Regions from separate parts of the Homo sapiens genome. Here region 1 is linked to region 2. Evidence: read pairs that join two places in POLR2A ChIA-PET (ENCODE). Cell type or tissue: CD4-positive, alpha-beta T cell. All regions are shown on one strand. Links, peaks and the distances in the headings refer to the core of each region. The heading gives the core; the rest is flanking DNA.

The links. Peaks named below come from ENCODE experiments on the same cell type or tissue, not always from the same donor. Only the 100,000 strongest peaks of a DNase experiment are listed, where the experiment ranks them.
Region 1: POLR2A ChIA-PET joins it to region 2 with 105 read pairs; 25 of 35 experiments call an interaction of 5 or more read pairs at or near these places.

What each region holds. Positions count from the first base shown.
Region 1 is chr19:8,569,489-8,572,388 of GRCh38, forward strand. All of the region lies in intron 1 of MYO1F (myosin IF), which reads right to left. Among named protein-coding and RNA genes, the nearest start is that of MYO1F, 6.5 kb to the right of the region's middle. RefSeq lists an enhancer at 1,746-1,905. In CD4-positive, alpha-beta T cell, for the core only: no CTCF peak of the experiment used is centred there; a DNase peak (open chromatin) is centred at 1,673; H3K4me3 peaks cover 1,808 bases; H3K27ac peaks cover 1,959 bases.
Region 2 is chr19:8,512,469-8,515,368 of GRCh38, forward strand. ZNF414 (zinc finger protein 414) reads right to left here and starts at 1,699. Exons shown (of 8, transcript NM_001146175.2): 1 at 1,576-1,699; 2 at 561-873; 3 at 136-243; 4 at 1-24. The coding sequence starts at 1,578. RefSeq lists a silencer at 1,400-1,709. In CD4-positive, alpha-beta T cell, for the core only: no CTCF peak of the experiment used is centred there; DNase peaks (open chromatin) are centred at 765, 1,423 and 1,733; H3K4me3 peaks cover 1,600 bases; H3K27ac peaks cover 2,114 bases.

The sequences.
Region 1 (2,900 bases), core at 113-2,612, 57 kb after region 2:
CTATGGGGCTGGGGGATGTGTGCCATGGAGGGAACACACTTCCTGGGCCCCTACTGTGCATGGAGGTAGGTGGAGACCAGGCTTAGGTGGACCAGGCCCAGAACCTGCCCTTGGGGGGCTCGGTGTTCCCCAAGTGGTGTCTCAGTTGCCCAGAGGAGACCATGGCTGGAAAGTACTGTGGAGAGGTGAGAGGGCTTCCTGTAGAAGGCACGTCTTGCAACATGAACTTTCCAGGCAGCATCAGTGGTGGCTGCAAGAGACATCAGCCAGAGAGGCCTTGGGTGTGTGGTGGACACCAGGATTCTAGTCTGTTTGGAATGGAGGGTCATGGTCCTGGAGGGATAGACAGCCCAGGCCATGTGGGGTCAGCACATAGTCCTGCTGGCCTCTCATTGCTTAGGAGGACAGGAGGCTGTGGTCAAGGTGCCTGTTATTTTTTTTGGACAGAGTCTTGTTCTGTTGCCCAGGTTGGAAGGCAGTGGTTTGATATCACTGCAGCCTTGACCTCCCAGGCTCAAGCGAATCCTCCTGCCTCAGCCTCCTGAGTAGCTGGGACCACAGGTGCATACTACCACGCCTGGCTAATACATTTTTTTTTTTTTGAGATGGAGTCTTGCTCTGTTGTTCAGGCTGGAGTGCAGCGGCATGATCTAGGCTTACTGCAACCTCTGCCTCCCAGGTTCAAGTGATTCTCCTGCCTCAGCCTCCCAAGTAGCTGGGATTACAGGCGTGCACAACGCCTGGCTAATTTTTGTATTTTTAGTAGAGACCAGGTTTCATCATGTTGGCCAGGCTGGTCTCGAACTCCTGACCTCAGGCAATCCACTCATCTCGGCCTCCCAAAGTGCTGGGATTATAGGCGTGAGCCACTGCACCCAGCCACATTTTTTTTTTTATTTGAGATGGAGTCTCGCTCTTGTTGCTCAGTCTGTGAGTGCAGTGGCATGACCTTGGCTCAACCTCTGCCTCCCAGGTTCAAGCAATTCTCCTGCCTTAGCCTCCTGAGTAGCTGGGATTACAGGTGCACGCCACCACACCTGGCTAATTTTTGTGTTTTTAGTAGAGACAGGGTTTCACCACGTTGGCCAGGCTGGTCTTGAACTCCTGACCCCAAGTGATCTGCCCGCCTTGACCTCCCAAAGTGCTGGAATGACGGGCACTGGGATGAGCCACCGCACCCAACCACATTTTTTTTTTTTTAAATAGAGACAAAGTCTAACTATGTTGCTTAGGCTGGTCTCAAACTCCTGGACTGCTGATCCTCTTGCCTTGGCCTCCCAAAGCGCTGGAATTACAGGTGCAAGCCGCTGTGCCCGGCCAAGATGGCTGTTAATAGTGTGGCCTTGGGAGTCACTGAGTCAAAATCCTCTTTCATTTTAGATTGGGCAGCTCACCTAACCTCTCTGCCTCAGTTTCCTCATTCGGAAAATGGGAACATCGAGGGGTGCAAATCTCACAGGCTGCTCTGCAGATTCAACGAAGCAAAGGTTGTCCAGTGTAAATGCTAGCGTTCCTCACTGTCCCCATCAATGGTGGCCATGAGCTGGCCAGGAGGAAGGGCTGGAGGAGGGAGCTTTTGCAACTCACCCCATGGGCTCCAGGCTGTCTGCTTTTTCTGGGCGTGATGAGCAAGAGCTCTAGATTGAAGACAGCAAACAAACAGCCACTTCCTTCCTCACCCAGGTCCTGCGAGCTGTGGTTGCCGGGAGGAGAGCTAAGCCTCCGTAGCTGCTTCTGGAGCCAGCTCTCAGCTCCCAGACCCTGCCCTGGTGCCTGAGGGTGGCCCTGGAGCCTTGCCCCCAGCTCAGTGGGGCTCTGGGGCCACACCCTGCGTCCATGCACTGTGCAAACAACATTCTCACCTCCAAAGGCTCCATCCCTCAGGGGAGCAGGGGGACTGGACTCTGTTTCTTTTCTTTTCTCTCTCTCTCTCTTTTTTTTTTTTAGATGGAATCTCACTCTGTTGCCCAGGCTGGAGTGCAGTGGCATGATCTCGGCTCACTGCAACCTCCACCTCCTGGGTTCAAGCGATTCTCCTGCCTCAGCCTCCCGAGTAGCTGGGACTACAGGCGCCCGCCACCGCGCCCGGCTAATTTTTTTTTTGTATTTTTGTATTTTTATTGTTTTGAGACGGAGTCTTGCTCTCTCACCCAGGCTGGAGTGCAGTGGCGCCATCTCGGCTCACTGCAAGCTCTGCCTCCCGAGTTCACGCCATTCTTCTGCCTCAGCCTCCCAAGTAGCTGGGACTACAGGCACCCGCCACCACGCCTGGGTAATTTTTTGTATTTTTAGTAGAGACGGGGTTTCACCATGTTAGCCAGGATGGTCTCGATCTCCTGACCTCATGATCTGCCCGCCTCGGCCTCCCAAAGTGCTGGGATTATAGGTGTAAGCCACCGCGCCCAGCCCCTGTATTTTTAGAGACGGGGTTTCACTGTGTTAGCCAGGATGGTCTCGATCTCCTGACTTCGTGATCCGCACGCCTCGGCCTCCTAAAGTATTGGGATTACAGGCGTAAGCCACCGCGCCTGGCCTTTATACGTGGGGACCCTTGTCTTTCTGGAGCTGGGCTCTTTGTCTCGTCGCTGGAGATTGCTGACAGTCGGTGGCTACCGTCTCAAACATCTCCACGCAGAAGCTGGAGCTGGGGAACCCTGGTCTTGTCCCTCCTGCTTTTTGGGGAAGATCCTCTGGGATGTGGTCCCCAACCCCCAAGACAGAAACCTGCCTGTCTCTGATTCATTGTTACGTTCACTCTTTGCATCCAATCAATTATGGGCATTTTTTTTTCCCCTCTGAGACAGAGTCTCGCTCTGTTGCCCAAGCTGGAGTGTAGTGGTGCGATCTCAGCTCACTGCAACCTCTGCCTCTCGGGTTCAAGCGATTCTGCTGCCTCAGCC
Region 2 (2,900 bases), core at 190-2,689:
GGGCTGAGCAGCGGAAGAGCTTGCCTGGTAGGGATGAAGGACAGAGAAGTGGAGACAGGTGGCCAAGGCTGGCTCCGAGGGGCTCCGCCTGTTTCCCACCCTAACCTGCCTCCCCATTACCAGTCCTGGCCCTACCTTCCAGGGACTGTGTGGGCGGGCAGTGGGTTCGCAGATGCTGTGCCAGGTCACGGACGCTGGGAAAACTGAGGCAGCAGCCAGGGCTGGAGCAAGGGATTTGCTTCCCTGCAGGACGCACAGAACAGTGGTCACTGGTCCCTTCCTCACTAGTGCTGTCCCTGACCCCAGGGTTCTGCCCCAGAGAAGCAAATATGATGTGCTGGGGCCTTTACTCTCTGCCTACCACAACAGACTGGTCTGCCACAGTGCAGGGGCTGGACTGGCCAGGCTCACCATTGGAGCCACAGCCTGGCATCCACCGGCTGCTCCGTAAAATGATGAGTGGCATCCCTCTAGAAAGGCCCTGAGGTTAGAGATTCTCTACGTCTCGCTTCTATTGTTTCAGGGACTGTGATTCCCCAGAAGACCCCATCACAGATCACCTGGAGGTGGGCGTCGTCTGGGAGGCCGCAGGTCCTCGCTGGTCCCGGAGACTATGCTGGTCAGGCCAGGGCTGGGTCCGGGGCCAGGCTGGCAGCTGTCTGGGGCTGGGGAGGAGCCCTGCTGCATCCCTCCAGCCCCTCCACGTTCCCACACTGGCGGTGTGGCTGCCTGCTCAGGGCCTGGCTCCTCCGACATGGAGGAGGAAGGGGCTGCAGCTGGCACAGCCGGGGACAACACCTCCTTGTCGGTCTCACTGGAGCTGGGCTCTGCAGTGGCCAGCATGTCTGGGATGGGCCCTGAGGGTTTCTCCTCCTGGTGGAAGGAAGAGGCGGAGAGAACCCTTCTGGGCTCTGGGTCAACCCAGTCGGCCCCCATCCTAAGGAATCACCAGCAGGAGAGGATAGGGGAATACGTAAGGGTGGACTAAGCTCTTTTTTTCTTTTTATAAAGATGGGGTCTCGCCATGTTGCCCTCACTGGTCTTGAACCCCTGGTCTCAAGTGATCCTCCTGCCTCAGCCTCCCAAAGTGCTGGGATTAGAGTCGTCAGCCACTGCACTGGCCCGGATTGAGCTCCTTATGCATACGGGAGAAACATCTGCTCTCCTCAACTAGGATAGGTGGGAGCCCCAGTATGCACACAAGCGTGGCCTAGAGGGAGTGGGCGGGGCCAAGGCTACGGAGGCGGGGCTATGGGCAGGCATGGACTGGGAAGATGCTAGAGGAGCTAGACATGGATTGTCTGAGGACCGAGACCGGCCGGCCTCGAGCAGTGTGGACAATCTTGGAGGTGCTGGGGGCCCGGATGTAAGAAGTTTAGGGGCGGAGTCCTAGCCTGACGGGCGTGGTCCATTCCGGGCCGGGCCCGGAAGTAGGGCGCTCTCCGAGTGACAGCCAGCGGCGGACGGGTGCCCGGATGTGGGGGCGGGGTCGGCCGGAGGCTGTAGGCGCGACAGGGCCGCTCCCCGCCAGTCCCCGCAGCTCCGCCGCGCCCGCGACCCCGGTGCCGCGCTCACCATCTTCGACACGGCTCGGCCTCTTGTTTCTGCGGCTCCGGCGGCTGCAGCTTAGGCGGCGGCCACCCTCTGGGCAGTGCGAGTTCGCGCTCACGTCAGCGCCATTTTCCACCTCTCAGCTCTCGCGAGACTGGGGGCGGGGCCTGCGCAGGGCGCTCGGAGAGGGGGCGGGGCCTGAGGGCAGAGTCACCCTGGAGCTCAGGTCGGACGCTGGTGCAATCTTGCTATCTATCCCCGGGCAGTCAGCGCGCACTTCAGCAGACTCCGTGCACGGAGATCCGGGATGACCTCGCTGTCCTAGTCTTCAAAGTGGGCACCTTCATCCCTCTAGTCTTGTCCCAAGATCAGCCCTGGACAGGCGATAAACAGCAGTTCTTTCTTTATATTTTTTATTTTTTTTTGAGACAGAGTTTCGCTCTTGTTGCTCAGGCTGGAGTTTAATGGCGCGATCTCGGCTCACTGCAACCTCCGCCTCCTGGGTTCAAGCGATTCTTCTGCCTCAGCCTCCCAAGTGGCTGGGATTACGGGCGCCCACCACCACGTCTGGCTAATTTTTTGTATTTTTAGTAGAGACTGGGTTTTACCATGTTGTCCAGGCTGGTCGTCACCTCCTGACCTCAGGTGATCCACCCGCCTCGGCCTCCCAAAGTACTGGGATTACAGGCGTGAGCCACCGCGCCCGGCCAGTTCTTTATTTTTTATAGTGTTGAGACAGGGTCTTGCTCTGTCGCCCAGGCTGGAGTGCAGTGATGCGATCATAGCTCGCTACAGCCTTGACCTCCTGGGTTCAGGCGATCCTCCCATCTCAGCCTCCCGAGTAGCTGGGATTACTGGCGTGTGCCACCATGCCCAGCTAATTTTTAAATTCTTTTTAGAGACAGGGTCTCTCTGTGTGTTGCCCAGGCCGGTCTCAAACTCCTGGGCTCAAGCGATCCTCCCGCCTTGGCCTCCCAAATGTTAGGATTGCAGGCGTGAGCCACCTCGCCTCCCCTTGCACTCACATTTTAAAATGGGGAAACAGCATCGCTCGAGCCAGGGACGTCGAGGCTGCAGTGAGCGTGATGGCACCACTGCACTCCTGCCTGGTCGAAAAAGCGAGACCCCCATCTCTAAAAGTTAAATAAAAATGGGGAAATAGTAAATCAACAAGTGCAAAAACAATCTTTTGTCCTATTCAGAGCAATGAAGGAAACAATGAAATGTCGAAGTGATGGGTCAGGGAAGCCACTCTGAGGAGGTGACTTCGGAGCTGTCTCCAGATGATCAAGGAGTGAGCTGGTGGAAAGCCCGAGGAGCAGGGGGCTCTACCGGATAGCTGGTGGTGA